Linked DNA regions of Homo sapiens: all the other regions are linked to region 3. A link is a contact called in ENCODE Hi-C or POLR2A ChIA-PET data. All regions are on one chromosome and are shown on one strand. Each heading gives the region's core, a stretch centred on a gene start or an enhancer-like site at or near the end of the contact. The rest is flanking DNA. Distances are from core to core; before and after follow the strand shown. Region 1 holds the start of CLCC1 (chloride channel CLIC like 1). Region 2 holds the start of WDR47 (WD repeat domain 47). Region 3 holds the start of RBM15-AS1 (RBM15 antisense RNA 1). Region 4 holds the start of ELAPOR1 (endosome-lysosome associated apoptosis and autophagy regulator 1). Region 5 holds the start of SARS1 (seryl-tRNA synthetase 1).

Region 1 (3,352 bases), core at 472-2,971, 1.4 Mb before region 3:
GCAGGAGAATTGCTTGAACCCAGAGAGTGCAGGTTGCGGTGAGCCGAGATCGCGCCATTGCACTCCAGCCTGGGCAACAAGAGCAAAACTCCGTCTAAAAAAAAAAAAGTAGCTAATATTTTGTTACTATGTGCTAAGCACTGTTACATTAATTTAATCCTCACAAAACTACTGGAAGTAGTACTCTTATCTTCACTCATCTTCATTTTACAGATCACACAAAGTAACTTGCCTAAGACCACCAAGCTAGTAAGTGGTAGAACCCAGACTGGCTCTACCTAAACTGCCTCTCCAGGGCAAAAGTACTAATGGCTCTCAGGGGCTTCTCTGAGAGGATAGGGTCTTAGAGTGGAGAGGACCTGTTGGAACGACATCTCCACAGAGCGGGAAATAGGGAGAGTAGTTTATAGTAGCTACTAGACTGGAGAACTACCAGGAAACACAGATCGTCGTGCAGACGGCCAGGCAGTGAGTAGAAATGGGCACAAAAGAAAAAGTCTTTGGTTTCAACGAAAGCACATGAGTAATGGGAAAGGCAAGACTAACCTGGATTAGTAGAGTCAAATCCTGTTTTAGACTAGAAGTACCAGGGTATAAGTCGGGAGGCTGCAACTTATTTCGTATGCTTATGCAGTTTCTTGGAACCATGGCTCTCAAACTTGCGAATTTGCATTTTTAACAATTTCCCAGATGACGATAAAGCTAGTCTGGGAAGAACACTTCATAATCACTATTATAAAGAAAACCTGAATTGTTTTTCACCACCCAGTAATAAACCTACAGCTTATGGTGTGTCTAACTTTTTACACTCAAATCAGATTTGGAGCCAGGCGCAATGGCTCACGCTTGTAATCCCAGCACTTTGGGAGGCCAAGATGGGAAGATCCTTTGAGCCCAGGAGTCAGAGACAAGCCTGGACAACACAGGGAGACCCCTTCTCTACAAATAAAATTTACAAATTAGCCGGGCCTGGTGGCGCGCACCTGTGGTCCCATCTACTCAGGTGGCTGAGGCAGGAGAATCGCTGGAACCCGGAAGGCGGAGGTTGCCGTGAGCGGAGATAGCACCACCGCACTCCAGCCTGGGTGACACAGCAAGACTCCGTCTCAAAAAAAAAAAAAAAATCCATTTTGGAGGTTGTTTTGTGTCCGTTTTTGTTGTTGTTGTTAACTGTGTTAATTCACAGATTTGAAGTTTTAGAAAATTAACTACAACTAAATCCGAGCTATTCTGCTGACAGCATTTATTCAAATTATGCTTAAAGTTTTCAGAGATAACCAAAGCCAACAGAATTCAACGTGCGCTCAGGTCTCGCTTTGCCCTCGCTGTGCCTTCTCCGTAGGCCGCTCTCTGGGCCAAGCACCTCCCCGGAACGCGCGCAACCGCGGCGGACAGGCAGCCGCCGGCGCGGGAGCTGAGGTAGGAGCCCGGGGCACCCACAGGCCGCAGCGGACGCACGCAGCTAGCACGGTCCCCGCCCCGGGTCGCGCCTGCGGCCTCCCCAGCGTCTGCGCCGCGAGTCCGCTGGACCCGCCAGGGCGTAACGGCGGGTAACCCGCCCCACCCGCCGCACAACACACCCAACTGCACGGACTCACGTCCGGGATCCCCTGCCTGCCTCTCGAGGAAGACACCTGCCCAGGCCGGCCGCAGAAGAGGTCGCACAGCTTGCCGCCGCCCAGGGTTTCAGCGTGCTTCCTGGGCCTCGTCATCGAATTGTTCGGCTGACGGCTGCGTGTCCCTCCCCCGTTGCGGGCCGCTGATTGGCCTCGTTGATTGGGCGGGGCTAGTAGCGGGACCGGCCTCTGCGCGCGGGTTATTTTCGCCGCGGATTTTCTTTTACTTTTCATCTGCGGAACTCTTTCTGCGAAGGAAATCTCGCCTGGAACTCAAATATATACAACGGATAGGAAACCTATTTTCTTACTATTAATATATTTGATAAGTTTGAATGTGTAACATTCGCCATGAAACGCAAGCATGATTTTTTTTTTTTTGAGGCAGAGTCTCACAGTGTTGCCCAGGCTGGAGTGCAGTGGCGCGATCTCGGCTCGGCTCACTGCAACCTCTGCCTCCCGGGTTCAAGCAATTCTCCTCTCTCAGCCTCCCGAGCAGCTGGGACTACAAGCGCGCACCACCACATCCAGCTAATGTGTATTTTTAGCAGAGACAGGGTTTCACCATGTTGGCTAGGCTGGTCTCGAACTCCTGACCTCAGGTGATCCGCCCGCCTCGGCCTCCCAAAATGCTGGGATTACAGGTGTAAGCCACCGCGCCTAGCCACAAGCATAATTTTTTAAAGGGAGGATCACGAATGACAACTGTAGTTCTACTCAGGGCAGGACAAGGGAAAGGTCTGCACACTGTAGGGCAGTTGGAAGTAGTTTTGTTTTTGTCTTTAACTGCTGGCCTTGCAATCTCGGGAAACTGTGAAGATGGTAAAATTTACTATCTTAACCATTTTTAAAGGTACAATTCAGTGGTATTAGATACATTCACATTGTTATGCAACCATTACCACCATCCATCTCCAGCACTCATCTTGCAAAACTGAAACTCTGTACCCAGTAAGTGGTAACGCCTCATTCTTCCCCTCCCTCCTTCCCAGCGACTACCATTCTTTCTGTCTTTATGAATTTGACTACTCTAGGTATTTCATATAAGGACTCATACAGCATTTGTCTTTTTGTAACTGATTTCACTTACCATAATGTCCTCAAGGTTCATCCATGTGGTAACGTGTCAGAATTTCTTTTAAGGCTGAATAGTATTCCATTTTATGTATATACCAGTTCATTCAGTCATCTGTTAATGGATAACAGGTTGTTTCCACTTTTGGCTACTGTGAAATAATACTGTAAACATGGATATACAAATATCTGTTTTTTAACCCTTTTGGGTATACACACAGATGTTCAAATATCTGTTGCTTTCAACTCCTGAATATATATACACAAGTGGAATTGCTGGATTATGTAGTAATTCTATTTTTAATTTTTTGAGGATCTGCCGTACTTTTTTTTTTTTTGAGATGGAGTTTCACTCTTGTTGCCCAGGCTGGAGTGCAGTGGTACGATCTCGGCTCACCACAACCTCTGCCTCCCGGGTTCAAGCGATTCTCCTGCCTCAGCCTCTTGAGTAGCTGTGACTACAGGCGTTTGCCACCATGCCTGGCTAATTTTTGTATTTTTAGTAGAGATGGGGTTTCACTATGTTGACCAGGCTGGTCTCGAACTCCTGACCTCGTTATCCACCCACCTCGACCTGCCAAAGTGCTGGGATTACACGCATGAGCCACTGCGCCCGGCGGAACTGCCATTCTCTTTTCCATAGTGGCTGCAACATTTTACAT
Region 2 (3,210 bases), core at 315-2,814, 1.3 Mb before region 3:
CTTCATAATGGCATCCAAATTCAAGTGTTTGGGTTTTGGCTTTTTTACCTAACAATATACTGTTGTGACTTGACTTTTCCATTACCGTGTAATAATGTTTCTTTCCTATTGGAAGCAATCTCTCCTAATCTCCCAAACCTAAAGTAGAATTATTCATTTCATCTTCTTCCTAAATGAGACCTCGACAATATGCCATATAAAGGAAAATGGGCTCTTAGGCGTTTCTCCTTCTTAGTAAAATGCCAATGCAACATATGCCAACACTGGAGACAAAAAAATTCTACTTGAATTTACTGTGAAAAAAAGATTTATAGCATTTTTTAAACCTACATGTTCATTTCTGTGCCATTAACTTTTTGAGGCATTCTACAGAGTCTCCAACAAAGAGAGAAATAAGTATTAGGATCACAACCTACGAATCTGGGTGGAACAAAGACTTCTCCTTTCATTATGCAGAGAAAACCAAGTTGCCAAAAAAAAAAAACGGTCCCCTCAGATACCATGCACGGTTACTAACTGCACGTCTGGGTACAGAGAAGGAAAAATCATCTGGTCAAAAGCCCAAATGCCGCCCCGGCCTACCCTCGCCCCCCGCCCCCGCCCCCTTTGCCCATGGCCTCGCCCCAGAGCTAGAGTTCCAATATTTTTCTCCCCAATAAAGGGAAGCGGTTTAACCCTTTGAGTTCCACAACCTTGCGTTCTTCTACGCAGGCGCCCCTCCAGCGCAATCCCAGTTCTAAATCGAGTCGCTGCCCCTTTCCGCGACCACACCCAGATCCCCAAAGGCCTGCTCCCATCCCGACCATTGATGTGAGAAAGGCCAAAACCGGCCCCAGCGGGGCTCCCAGCCCCGCCGCTCCCTCTCTTCCTCCGGGCCAAGGCGTGCCCAGAAAGGGACGCGAGCGCGCCCCTCAGTTCTCGCACGGGCTCGACCAAGGGGCGAGGAAGGAAGAATCGGCGCAGCGGCGAGATGGGCACGAACCTCGCGCTCACTTGCTGCTCAGTGCCAGGGCGAGGGGCGTCGCTCTGCCCCCAGAATCCAACTGGTAATGTGGGAAAGGTGTGGTCCAGGACCGGTGACCTCGAACCGGGGCCCAGCAGTTCGCAGATCCTCACCCCGCGATGCTGGGGCCTCACCCACGACCCCAGCCCCCTCCCAGTCGGCACCCAAGCCCACTAAAGACCCCTCTCCGGGGCCGCAAACACAGTCCTCGGGGCCGCCCGGTCGGAGCCGTGTCAGGTGGTGACAGGAGGCGACGGGTGACCATGGCAACCCGAGGTGTGCAGCGGACCGACCCAGCCTCCGACTCCCGGAGTCACCCACCTGAGGGCTCCAGGGCAAGCCCGGAGGAGCGGCGGAGGAGAACGCGGCTGGGAGGCCGGCGGCCAGGGCCCCGAAGCGGCCGGCTCCGGGCTGCGGCAGGAGCACGACGGCGGCGGTCTGGGTTTGGCGTCGGTCCTCCCTCCTACCGCCCGCGCGTCAATCCATCAGTTCGTCAATCCGTCCTTCTCACGTCCGCCCCTCCCGGCCCAGCGACTCCTCAGCTCAGCCTCTTGCAGACTGCGGTTGTCAAGTGCCGGGGAGCCGAGCTCTACCCGCGAGCGGCAGCCAATCGCCGCGCTTCCCCGAGGCGCCTCAGGACCCCGCCGCGCGGGGCGGCCAGGCAGGTGCCTGAGCCGAAGGGCGAGTCGGCGGGGCGGGGCGGGGCGGGGAGGGGCGTGGAGGGGCGGGCCCAAAGCTGGGGCGGGGAGGGGCGGGGCGGACCAAAGCCTGGGCGGGGCGGACCAAAGCCTGGGCGGGGCGGGCGGGGGTCGGGCTTGGAGGGACCGGCTAGGGGCCCGGGGGAGTAGCAGAACGGGTGCGGCAATAGCGTGAGACTGGTGGCAGGGACGTAGACCCTTAGCTGGCCGGTGACCCCATGTCCCAAAATAGCACGAACAGGATTGTCGCCTGCAAATGGAGAAGACTGCGCATTAGGATTGACTCTTCATACTCCTCCCCGATAATTAATAAAGGTTAATGAAATTAATGTTGCCTTCTACCCTTCTTTCGCTGCTTTCCTAGGTCCCACTTCGTCCCAGAAAACTCCAGTAGTTTGTTTGTCCCCTTCCTGGTTTCTCATTTTGCAAAGCTGATCTGCCTTGAAAGCATTTTTCAGTTACTTAACATTTAATATGTTCAGGTTTTGTCTACTCCTGTTGGTTGTAAGCCCCTTATTCCACAAATATACGTGATGTTCAACCGAGCTTAATTAAGCATCCAGGAAGTATAACCATAAGGAAGAATACAATTACACAAACCTGTAAGAACATCATTCTCGGCCAGGCGCGGTGGCTCACGCCTGCAATTCCAGCACTTTAGGAGGCCGAGGCGGGCGGATCACCTGAGGTCAGGAGTTTGAGACCAGCCTGGCCAACATGGTGAAACCCCGTCTCTACTAAAAATACAAAAATTAGCCGGGTGTGCTGGCAAGCCTCCTGTAATCACAGCTACTTGGTAGGCTGAGGCAGGAGAATCGCTTCAACCTGGGAGACGGAGGTTGCAGTGAGCCGAGATCATGCCACTGCACTCCGGCCTGGGTGACAGAGCGAGAGACTCCGTCTCACAGAAAAAAGAACATCATCCTCACAGAGGCGAAAGTCCAGAGTGAGCTGGACCTCCCAAAAGGGGAAAATGGGGTAACAGTCTGGTAAAGAGAATAAACATCAAAAATATTTCTGGCACTCCCATGCTTATTGCAGTACTATTCACAATAGCCAAAATATAGAATCAACCTATGTCAATCAACAGACAAATGGATAAAGAAAATGTGGTACATATACACAATGCAATCTTTTTTTTTTTTTTTTTTTTTTGAGACGGAGTCTCGCTCTGTCGCCCAGGCTGGAGTGCAGTGGCGCCATCTCGACTCACTGCAAACTCCGCCTCCCGGGTTCACGCCATTCTCCTGCCTCAGCCTCCCGCGTAGCTGGGACTACAGGCGCCCGCCACCAGGTCCGGCTAATTTTTTTTTTTTTTTTTGTATTTTTATTAGAAACGGGGTTTCACCGTGTTAGCCAGGATGGTCTTGATCTCCTGACCTCGTGATCCACCCGCCTCGGCCTCCCAAAGTGCTGGGATTACAGGCGTGAGCCACCGCGCCCGGCCACACAATACAATCTTATTCACCCATTAAGAAAGAATGAAATCCTGTCATTTGCAGCAACATG
Region 3 (3,515 bases), core at 187-2,686:
GTTGAGGACCGGATCAATACAAGAATCCTCATAACCTCCGCCCCGGCGCGAACCTGGGAGGGCTGCAGACAGTCTAAAGGCTGTGGTGACCTCAGCGCTGCGTCCCTCCAGCAACCGGCGAGTGCTGGGGCACAGGCCATACCCCCCTAAGCTCGGCATCGCCTGCACCTCTCACAGGTGCTCTGTCCGCCACAGTAACGCACTATGGAAAGGAAAGTTGTACGGCGAACGACTGAAGGAGCCAAACGAGGTGGATCTGGAGCGGCCGCAAGGTGCCTGTGCTGCTGGCTTTTAACACACAATAAGAGTGCCAAGGGATACAAGAAGCCACAGGGGGAAAAACAAGTGACATATCTGCATGGAGCCTAAATTTCGCTTGGTGATTTTCAGGGTAGAAGCATTACATATTAAAAACACTGCTATTTTAGGGGAATACAGAATTTAAAAATCCACACAGATTCGCAACATAAAACATGCCGCCCAAAGACACGTCCGCGGTGTCCCGACAGTTCCGGCTCCGCCCGCGGGCCACGAGGCGGGGAGCGACGGTCACTCCCCTCGGTTACCCGGAGTACTTGGGCGGGAACGGGTAGCTCGCGGGAGAGACGGGCTCCTGGGCGAGGGCTGCGTCTTAGTCGCCCTGCTTCTTAGCTCTCGAGGTCCCGCGTGTTACGTGTTAGCACCGCCCGGGGGCGTCAGCATGACCCGAGGCTGCAGGAACCGTGAACTCTCTGCCCCGCGGGCCCAGGTGACCGCGGGCGGCGCTCTCCCGCGCGCGGGGGGCGGGGCTCCCCCCGGCTGTTCACTCAGCTACCACAGCGACGTAAAATGGTGTCCGCTAGGCGTCCCAGGACGGCTTCCTGAGGGACTGGAGGGCCCCGACAGCCGGAAAGCCTGCCCCGCCCCTTGGCCGGCACAGGTACGACGGCGGGGAGCTCAGAAGTTTCGAACTCCAAGGGCCGAAGCACAGCCAAACACCCCACGGAACTTAACAAATGTTTGTGGGGAGAACGCCGAAAACGCGGGGAGGCGGGGCTGGCGCACAGTCACCCTCTCGCGACATCTAAGTGACGTCGCACAGCAAGCACGTGTTCTAGTCTTTCACCTTCAGTCAGCCTCCTCCGTTATACAGGCCTACCCCTTTAAGCGAGTGATGGACAGTTATTTCAGCCTATCAACTTCCTTGCCGACATCCAATCAGATTTAAACTTCTTTTAGCCGCCGGAGGAGTTGGAAAAAGGGGGTCGAAAGAGGGAGCTTACCGTCTCTCGCGATATCGCTGTGAGCCTGCCTCTCTGGAAAAAACGCCGAAACTGATGGCCCGACCTCCCAAATAGTGGTTTAAAGGACGGGTTTATAAGCCAATGAAAGGGATAAGGAGGTGGGTTGCTGCTGTCACTGAGCAAGAAGTACCGTTACAGGGCAGACTTTTTGTCCAATCAACACCTCAACACTTTGGGTCACGTGACCGCAGAGTGCGAGGGGCGGAGCTACAGTCTGGCGCGAGGAACCGTTAAGATAGACAACAAATGTAACCAATGAGGTACTCCGACTAGGGGGTTGGGAACCCAATAACAGTGGTTGGGCGGGCGCCTTCCTGGAGCGCGGGGAGATGTAAAGATAGACAAATAATTTTCCCAATGAGACTGTAGAAGAGAGAGCAATTGGCCAATGAGGACTGCGGGGCGGGACCCTGTGCCGCGGCGGAGTCCAAGATGGCGGCGTGCGGTTCCGCTGTGTGAAACGAGCGCGGGGCGGCGGGTTACTCAGCTCCGCGGAGACGACCTCCGACGACCCGCAACAATGAAGGGAAAAGAGCGCTCGCCAGTGAAGGCCAAACGCTCCCGTGGTGGTGAGGACTCGACTTCCCGCGGTGAGCGGAGCAAGAAGTTAGGGGGCTCTGGTGGCAGCAATGGGAGCAGCAGCGGAAAGACCGATAGCGGCGGTGGGTCGCGGCGGAGTCTCCACCTGGACAAGTCCAGCAGTCGAGGTGGCAGCCGCGAGTATGATACCGGTGGGGGCAGCTCCAGTAGCCGCTTGCATAGTTATAGCTCCCCGAGCACCAAAAATTCTTCGGGCGGGGGCGAATCGCGCAGCAGCTCCCGGGGTGGAGGCGGGGAGTCACGTTCCTCTGGGGCCGCCTCCTCAGCTCCCGGCGGCGGGGACGGCGCGGAATACAAGACTCTGAAGATAAGCGAGTTGGGGTCCCAGCTTAGTGACGAAGCGGTGGAGGACGGCCTGTTTCATGAGTTCAAACGCTTCGGTGATGTAAGTGTGAAAATCAGTCATCTGTCGGGTTCTGGCAGCGGGGATGAGCGGGTAGCCTTTGTGAACTTCCGGCGGCCAGAGGACGCGCGGGCGGCCAAGCATGCCAGAGGCCGCCTGGTGCTCTATGACCGGCCTCTGAAGATAGAAGCTGTGTATGTGAGCCGGCGCCGCAGCCGCTCCCCTTTAGACAAAGATACTTATCCTCCATCAGCCAGTGTGGTCGGGGCCTCTGTAGGTGGTCACCGGCACCCCCCTGGAGGTGGTGGAGGCCAGAGATCACTTTCCCCTGGTGGCGCTGCTTTGGGATACAGAGACTACCGGCTGCAGCAGTTGGCTCTTGGCCGCCTGCCCCCTCCACCTCCGCCACCATTGCCTCGAGACCTGGAGAGAGAAAGAGACTACCCGTTCTATGAGAGAGTGCGCCCTGCATACAGTCTTGAGCCAAGGGTGGGAGCTGGAGCAGGTGCTGCTCCTTTCAGAGAAGTGGATGAGATTTCACCCGAGGATGATCAGCGAGCTAACCGGACGCTCTTCTTGGGCAACCTAGACATCACTGTAACGGAGAGTGATTTAAGAAGGGCGTTTGATCGCTTTGGAGTCATCACAGAAGTAGATATCAAGAGGCCTTCTCGCGGCCAGACTAGTACTTACGGCTTTCTCAAATTTGAGAACTTAGATATGTCTCACCGGGCCAAATTAGCAATGTCTGGCAAAATTATAATTCGGAATCCTATCAAAATTGGTTATGGTAAAGCTACACCCACCACCCGCCTCTGGGTGGGAGGCCTGGGACCTTGGGTTCCTCTTGCTGCCCTGGCACGAGAATTTGATCGATTTGGCACCATACGCACCATAGACTACCGAAAAGGTGATAGTTGGGCATATATCCAGTATGAAAGCCTGGATGCAGCGCATGCTGCCTGGACCCATATGCGGGGCTTCCCACTTGGTGGCCCAGATCGACGCCTTAGAGTAGACTTTGCCGACACCGAACATCGTTACCAGCAGCAGTATCTGCAGCCTCTGCCCTTGACTCATTATGAGCTGGTGACAGATGCTTTTGGACATCGGGCACCAGACCCTTTGAGGGGTGCTCGGGATAGGACACCACCCTTACTATACAGAGATCGTGATAGGGACCTTTATCCTGACTCTGATTGGGTGCCACCCCCACCCCCAGTCCGAGAACGCAGCACTCGGACTGCAGCTACTTCTGTGCCTGCTTACGAGCCACTGGATAGCCTAGA
Region 4 (3,374 bases), core at 747-3,246, 1.2 Mb before region 3:
AAGTTCCGAAATCAGTGTCCACCATCATGCTAAACACACACATAACAAACATATTGTGGTGTTAACCAGAAGACAGAGACAGTGTGAACACAGATGTGTAAAGCATGACCTCTGGTGGCTTTCAGAGGATTCTCTCCCACTCCATATCTCATTTCTCTTCAGAGAACAGTCTTCCAAATAGGGAAATGGGTAGCTTGAAGGAACCTGGGCACTGCCATAACTTATACTCACAATTGATTTGAGCTGCCAGAGCCCCTTGTTCCTCTAGACTAGAACTCTACTTTCCTCTGCTCAAAAACGCCTCTGAAACGTTAGCCGACTTGAATATGGAGATAGGGAGGCAGGCAGAAAACAGACTTCCCTGGTACCCGACTGAGTGTCTTCACCAGAGTCCTTTATGTTACCATCTCTGCTCATCACACAGACAGAAAGAAGACTACCGGCGACCCTACTGGGAATCTGCGCAAGAAACCACAGTACCTTGGAAGCCCGCAGTTCTCCTAAGTAGGAATCATCGTTATCTAATGTAGGCTGCTGGAAAGGGTCCCGGGTGGGAGGCATGGCTAAATGCCTAACTCTTTTAAGAGGGATGGGAGGCCCGCTCAGCCGCAGCACAGCCTCACTGGCATAAGATCCCGGGTCCCAATTGTTTGGAGCGCTGGTTTCGGTTGCCAGGCAACTGCCCAGCCATCTATGACAGAGGAATTCCCTCAGAGGAGGGCGCCACCTGGCGGCTGACCACGGGAGGCCCCTGGGGAGGAAGCTCCGGGGACTGCAGAGGGAACGTTCCGCTGAGCGGGCCCGAGACTTGGAATTGCACTCCTGAGCCTCGGCGGAAAAGTGCTGGCTGCTCACCATCAGGACTTCTGCAAAAGACTTCAGTTGAGGAAAGAAGTCCTGAAAGATGACCCAGAAATTTCCTTCTCCCTCGCACCTAACAAAAGGCTTTCAAAGCCATGAGAGAATGAGGATGTCAAGAGACCAAAGAGGGCCGGGCGCGGTGGTTCACGCCTGTAATCTCAGCACTTTGGGAAGCGGAGGCGGGCGGATCGCTTAAGCCCAAGAGTTCGAGACCAGTCTGGGCAACATGGCGAAACCCCGTCTCTACAAAAAGTAGGAAAAAAATTAGCTGGGCTTGGTGGCACGCGCCCGTAGTCCCAGCTACTCGGGAGGCTAATCCAGGAGAATCTCTTGAACCCGGAAGGCGGAGGTTGCAGTTAGCCGAGATCGCGCCACTGCACTCCAGTGTGGGCGAGAGAGTGAGACCCTGTCTCAGAGAGAGAGAGAGAGAGAGAGAAAGAGAGAGAGAGAGAGAGAGAGAGAGAGAGAGAGAGAGAGAGAGAGAGAGAGGCCCACGTGCGGCGCTTGGGAAATTGCGGCTAAGGCAAACTCCTCGCTTAAACTCGGATCAACTACAGTGTCAGGGCTTCTCTTCTAGCCGGTTGTAAAAGCACGGATGGATTTGGCGGGATGTAAGATCTCCAGGAGTGGCCTTCGTAGGAGGGAACACGTACTGGGGCCTCTTCCAGGCGACGACGTCTGGAGGGTGATCTCTCCATCTTCTTTCTCTCGGTTCACACGCCACGTGTGCAACATCGGAGATGCTCATAAAATAACCCCTGGCCCGAAAGGGCAGTAGAAAACGGAAATTTGTTGGCTGGCTTGGAGGATGCTTCCACTGTGTTCTTCACACGAGCCCCGGGCCTGCCTGTTGGGCCGGTTGCGCACCCCGGGCGCGCGCTCTCCCGCGCCCACGCCGCGCGCACCAGCGGCGGCGGCTGCCATGGCGACCCGCAGGTGAGCTGCAGAGGCGCGCGTGGTCCCTGCCCCACCCGCGCGGAGCCAGAGAGGAGGCGGTTGTCAAGGCGACGTGGGTAGGAGGAGAGGACAGAGGGAGGAGGAAGGATGGGCGGTGTTGGCGTAGCCGCAGGGAGGTGACTGAAGCGAGCCTGGCCTCTTGCATCCTCCGCCTGTGTACCTCCCTCCCCTTTTTTTCCGCCTTCTGCCAGCAGAAGCAGCAGCCGCAGCACCTGAGCCGCTACTGCCGCTCACTCAGGACAACGCTATGGCTGAGCCTGGGCACAGCCACCATCTCTCCGCCAGAGTCAGGGGAAGAACTGAGAGGCGCATACCCCGGCTGTGGCGGCTGCTGCTCTGGGCTGGGACCGCCTTCCAGGTGACCCAGGGAACGGGACCGGAGCTTCATGCCTGCAAAGAGGTACTGCCGCCCCCCTACCCGATCCCGCTTTGGTCACAAAAGTCTTGGATCCAGGCGGAGACCTTGGGGACCCAGGCGCAGAGAGTTTCAGACGCCACGGAGTTTAGATTTCTTTGGGGATGAGGCGTGGGGGGAGGGAAGAGGAGCCAGTCTGGCGTCATGAGGAGGCCAGCACATTGGAGGACTCACGGATAGATCATCCTCACAGATTGGGATGCTGAGCTCAGCGAGAAAGGTCCCAGCCCCAAGAAGGGGAGCTACCTGGGTACCTGAACTCAGAATGAGGGAGGCAGACGAGTTATTTTCCAGTTAGGATGAACTCACCTTAAAAGTGGTTGACAAGAAAAGATTATGCACAGAGAAGCAAAATAGGAAGAGGAAAGAAGAGTAGTGGGAGAGGAAAGGAGTTAGGAAGGCCAGAAAAAAGTATCAGAGCGAAGTGGTTTTATCATGGCTACACAAAACGGAGTGTGAAGGTGGGAGATGTGCGAGAGGGATGATAGGATTCCAGCTCTCTAGTTCCTTGTTTATTAAACATCGGTTAGTGCAGACTGTAAAATGTGTCTCCTCCTTATAGCTTGGCCTCCCCGCAGCGTACTATGTTTAGTGTACCTGACAGTACACGACTCACCTTTTTGCAGATTTTGAGTTCTTCAATATCTTGTGTTCTGCCAACCTCTAGTCTCCTTCTCTGACTTAACATATGTCAAAGTCTTTTTCAAGGTATTTCCAATATGTTGGAAGCAGAATTCAGACAATAGGTAGTCAATCTCTTATAACCAAAAATAGCTTTTGAAAAGTCATCTTGGAGGAACATAAAAGGGCACTAGCAGCAACAAAACTAAGTCATTTCTATGTTATTGAAATAACAATATTTGGTTGTGCTCTGAGCAACTTTTTTAGAAACCATATGGCAGAGGCAACAATAAGATATTTACAAGAACTACGTTGGGGAAGGCAAAATAAAAGTTCTGTTATTTCTGTGAAATGTGAAGGACTTCATAAAAAGTCAAGCATCTAGCTCTGTAAATTTAATCCCAAATATCAAGCTTGACTAAGGTTTTGAGAGGTTAGAATATATATATAGATGTATTTTCTTTACTTTAAAAAATATATGTTTTAAAATAGAAATGAGGTTTCGATATACTGCCCCGGC
Region 5 (3,485 bases), core at 712-3,211, 1.1 Mb before region 3:
ATGTTTTCCTCCAAGACTGCAGCTCCTCACCCTTCCTTTCCACTGGTTTTAAATCTAATACCATAGGCAGGTTGAACCAAGGAGAGCACACCCAGACAAGCCCCTTTCCTCTGCCTCCCTCAGGGTCTCTACTTAGCTCTATCATTGTTGTTAGACCTGACCTACACTTCAGGGTTGGCTTGGCAGAGGCTTTTTGGGGAGCAGGGATAGTGTAAGAGGCAAAAAAAAACAAAAAACAAAAAACAAAAACAAAAACCCACACTCAACACACAACATTTCTGTGACCAGATGCAGTGGTGAGGGGCCCTGGGGGGTAAGTTCCTCAGACACCAAGCGATTCTCCAGTGGACATTGGCTAAGCATTCTATAATTCAATTCGATTCTGATTCTGACACTAGCTACCTGGAGGTAGTGTCAGATTCCATGGGGTAAGGGCTTGATCCCACTAGACTGCTCCTCTTCAGATGCCAATTGCAAGTAGTAGATTTCACCTATACTTCTTAGCAGCTATAAACTGGGGCTCCCACTACCCCCTCCTTTGGTCTGATTAATTTGCTGAGAAGGCTCACAGACCTCAAGGAAACATTTACCAGTTTATTATAAAGGATAGTACAAAGGGTACAAATGAACAGCCAGATGAAGAGATGGATAGGGCAAGGTGTCAGGGGTGCAGAGCTTCCATAACCTTTCTGGGCAAGACACCCTCCTGGCATCTCCACATGTTCAACAACCCTGAAGCTCATCAACTCTTGTTGTTCGAGCGTTTATAGAGTTTGATGTCCAGCTCCTCCCCTCCCCCTTTCCTGGAGGTTGAAGGGTGGGGATGAAAGTTCCAATCCTCCAATCACTTGGTCTCTCTGGTGACTGGCCCCATCCTAAGGTTATCTAGGGCCCCCATCCTAAATCACCTCCTTATTATAAACTCAGGTGTTATCAAAGAGACCCATTACGTATAACCCAGGAAATTCAAGGGTTTTAGGGGCTGTGTCAGGAACCAGGGACAAAGCCCAAATATATTTCATATTATAAATAAATAATATGATAGTTAGCTATGTCACACCCTCATCTCAGGAGTCCATGACGGCGGTATAAGATCAAGAAGGTCTTAGCACATCTAGCTTCGAGAAGGCATTGGAAGTGAGGCTTTAAAGTTTCTGCAGAGTGGAAGGATTGGGGGTGGGGGTGGGGGAGGAGATCACCTGTTCCCAAATCCTTCAAATAATCTCTTGTTATCAGGGAGATTCTTTGATAACTTTGGCTTCACTCGGCAACTAGAATATTTCATTTAAAGGTCTGAACATTATAAAATCAAAGTATGATACAAACCGTTCTTCAAGACGCTTTCAAATTGACCCAAGACATGACCTCAACACCTTATACGGCGTTCAAATCTGCTTAATGTCCCTTTGGAAAAGTTTTCTCTCGTCTCTCTCTAAAAGACAACCGCACTTTCCCAAAGCTGTGCTCTTAAGAGTTGGTAAAGTGACAATTTGGTTTATCCAATAATCAGATTAATAAAGGTATACCATTTCTAAGGCACGAGAGCAGGAATCTTAAGCTGAGGTAGCCCTGGGACTAAATATGCCATCCTCTTGTATCAAGATGGAGAAGACGGCCGAGGTTCAGGGAAAGAGCCCAGTGGAAGAACCCAACCTAGTGAGAGGAAAACGGGCACCTGGTGAAGGCCCCGGCCTCTAAGCTAGGGATGAGGGGACAGGCCTCTGCCTAGCCTGAGACAGGAGTAGGAAACTGAGGCATTCACACTTTTATGTGGCGATCACAGTTCCTGCAGACTGTAGCAGAGCTGGGGAGCAGGAACCAGAGGTATAGTCCCACGCCCACCCACTCTCCCCTCCCCTCCCTCCGCGGCCCCGCCTCCAACCAGCCGCTTCCGGTCGCGGGGAGGGTCGCCTGCGGGCTCCAGCTGCGCCTGCGCAGGAAGGGCGGGTCAGCGCGCCGGCGCAGTGCGGCGGTCACAGGCTGAGTGCTGCGGCGCGATCCTTGCTTCCCTGAGCGTTGGCCCGGGAGGAAAGAAGATGGTGCTGGATCTGGATTTGTTTCGGGTGGATAAAGGAGGGGACCCAGCCCTCATCCGAGAGACGCAGGAGAAGCGCTTCAAGGACCCGGGACTAGTGGACCAGCTGGTGAAGGCAGACAGCGAGTGGCGACGATGTAAGTACCGGGACGGGCGGGTTACCTCCTTGATGCTAAACCCAATTTTCTCTCTCAAATCCAGCCACCGCTCCTGAGGCCACAGCTTCCACCCTTCGTCAGACCCCCTCCCAGGGTGCGGTGGCTCCGAGGTTCTCCCCATCCCCGAAAACACAGCCTGGTCGCCGGGGTCATCCCACTTTCTCCTCCACCCGGGCGGAGCGAGGTCCCTTCCACGCGTGCTCAGTGCCGTTCGCTGCCAGTGTGCGTACGCACGCGCATCGGGAGCTGTCAAGCCTTCCTGCCCCAGGGGTTGCCAGAACATGCCGGGGCGGGAGGTTGTGGGGTCTACGCGGCTTTCCTAACACGAATCTTTGGTCCCCCCCAGTCTTTTTCTCATCTTCAGCAAGGCCAGAGTGGTTTTCCTTTGTTTTGATAGGATCAAAGGCTTCTCCTGAGACTGCGTCACTTCTGCAACACAGTAGATTCATTCCTTCGGTATCGGAAGCATTTCGGGGCGTTGGAGGCCGCTCTTGGCCAAAATAAATGACCCTGAAGCTTTTCGGAAGGCCATCCCCCGACCTATGGGCATACCTTTAAGAATTAGAAAAGTCTTTTCCGTGGTAGATCAAACGCGAGGGGAGTGAGGAGGCGAGCAAAAGATTGTAATGACTGAAGCTGTTTAATTGTGATTTGTGGACGTTTTCCTTTAAAGACATTGGCAGAGTTGGGCTAGAACCTGGAACTGCCGGATCTTGGAGTCATATCGGGCATCTATCATGAAGCCGAATAAAACCATAGAACCATCTGCCCATAAATCTCTGCCTGTATTAACTGGAGTGGTCGCTGGTTGGGCGGATGCTGTCAAGTACTTGTGATTTGATTTGTCTGATGCAATAGGTCTGCAACCATCTGGGAGCTAGGTCGATGACAGTACACTGCAAAGGCAGCCACTATCCAAGAGTGTGATGGATTTCTATTAGGAAAATTGATTTTCTCCTGTTTATAAGGATCTTGGATGTCAAAAGAATATTTGTTTAACTTGAGTTTTGTGCTGATTCTATGTCTTAGGCCCTCTATTGTAGTAGTTTGTTTGATTGTGAGATTCCACACTTGACCTGAAGTTTCGAGTTGCAATGGAATTTAATTTTGCCACATTTTTTGTTTAGGATAAAACTAGCCTGAGCACTGTTCTACTGAATCTGAAGTCAGGAGTATCAGATTTTTGTGTCAGTCCAGCCCTTAGCCAGTGCTAAATGACTTTGAATGTGTTAGCTAGTCTTTTGGGTATAATGTCCACATCTGAGGGATTTGTCCCTTATCTGAAAAGTAGA

What was found. Hi-C counts contacts between places; a loop is a spot of excess contacts on that map. ChIA-PET counts read pairs that join two places held with the same protein, here RNA polymerase II (POLR2A). Pooled maps may share reads with other maps.
Region 1: a map of naive thymus-derived CD4-positive, alpha-beta T cell shows a loop between it and region 3 (19-fold over the local background). The contact joins the promoter of CLCC1 here to the promoter of RBM15-AS1 in region 3. A Hi-C loop is called at or near these places in 1 of 168 maps with a recorded cell type or tissue (naive thymus-derived CD4-positive, alpha-beta T cell), 2 of 37 single-sample maps with no recorded cell type and 10 of 50 pooled maps.
Region 2: a map of naive thymus-derived CD4-positive, alpha-beta T cell shows a loop between it and region 3 (13-fold over the local background). The contact joins the promoter of WDR47 here to the promoter of RBM15-AS1 in region 3. A Hi-C loop is called at or near these places in 1 of 168 maps with a recorded cell type or tissue (naive thymus-derived CD4-positive, alpha-beta T cell), 3 of 37 single-sample maps with no recorded cell type and 10 of 50 pooled maps. POLR2A ChIA-PET finds 5 or more read pairs at or near these places in 1 of 52 experiments (activated CD4-positive, alpha-beta T cell).
Region 4: a pooled map shows a loop between it and region 3 (15-fold over the local background). The contact joins the promoter of ELAPOR1 here to the promoter of RBM15-AS1 in region 3. A Hi-C loop is called at or near these places in 1 of 168 maps with a recorded cell type or tissue (naive thymus-derived CD4-positive, alpha-beta T cell), 2 of 37 single-sample maps with no recorded cell type and 8 of 50 pooled maps. POLR2A ChIA-PET finds 5 or more read pairs at or near these places in 1 of 52 experiments (CD4-positive, alpha-beta T cell).
Region 5: a pooled map shows a loop between it and region 3 (11-fold over the local background). The contact joins the promoter of SARS1 here to the promoter of RBM15-AS1 in region 3. A Hi-C loop is called at or near these places in 1 of 37 single-sample maps with no recorded cell type and 13 of 50 pooled maps. POLR2A ChIA-PET finds 5 or more read pairs at or near these places in 3 of 52 experiments (CD4-positive, alpha-beta memory T cell, H1 and OCI-LY7).

The regions. Positions count from the first base shown.
Region 1 is chr1:108,961,763-108,965,114 of GRCh38, forward strand. CLCC1 (chloride channel CLIC like 1) reads right to left here and starts at 1,722. Exons shown (of 13, transcript NM_001377458.1): 1 at 1,599-1,722; 2 at 547-707. RefSeq lists enhancers at 1-425, 798-917 and silencers at 845-1,139, 1,278-1,517.
Region 2 is chr1:109,040,538-109,043,747 of GRCh38, forward strand. It overlaps WDR47 (WD repeat domain 47), which reads right to left and starts at 1,565. Exons shown (of 15, transcript NM_001142551.2): 1 at 1,325-1,565. RefSeq lists a silencer at 1,213-1,762.
Region 3 is chr1:110,337,735-110,341,249 of GRCh38, forward strand. RBM15-AS1 (RBM15 antisense RNA 1) reads right to left here and starts at 1,437. Exons shown (of 4, transcript NR_036595.1): 1 at 1,263-1,437. It overlaps RBM15 (RNA binding motif protein 15), which reads left to right and starts at 1,643. Exons shown (of 3, transcript NM_022768.5): 1 at 1,643-3,515. The coding sequence starts at 1,672. LOC124904276 reads left to right here. Exons shown (of 1, transcript XM_047437983.1): 1 at 1-1,269. The coding sequence starts at 701. The coding sequence ends at 1,207. RefSeq lists enhancers at 322-511, 1,652-1,951, 1,982-2,101, 2,072-2,810, 2,182-2,631 and 1 more and a silencer at 612-881.
Region 4 is chr1:109,112,119-109,115,492 of GRCh38, forward strand. ELAPOR1 (endosome-lysosome associated apoptosis and autophagy regulator 1) reads left to right here and starts at 1,997. Exons shown (of 22, transcript NM_020775.5): 1 at 1,997-2,218. The coding sequence starts at 2,066. It overlaps CFAP276 (cilia and flagella associated protein 276), which reads right to left and starts at 629. Exons shown (of 5, transcript NM_001245025.3): 1 at 481-629. The coding sequence starts at 561. RefSeq lists a silencer at 1,749-1,818.
Region 5 is chr1:109,211,957-109,215,441 of GRCh38, forward strand. SARS1 (seryl-tRNA synthetase 1) reads left to right here and starts at 1,962. Exons shown (of 11, transcript NM_006513.4): 1 at 1,962-2,172. The coding sequence starts at 2,037. RefSeq lists a silencer at 1,756-1,975 and an enhancer at 2,026-2,385.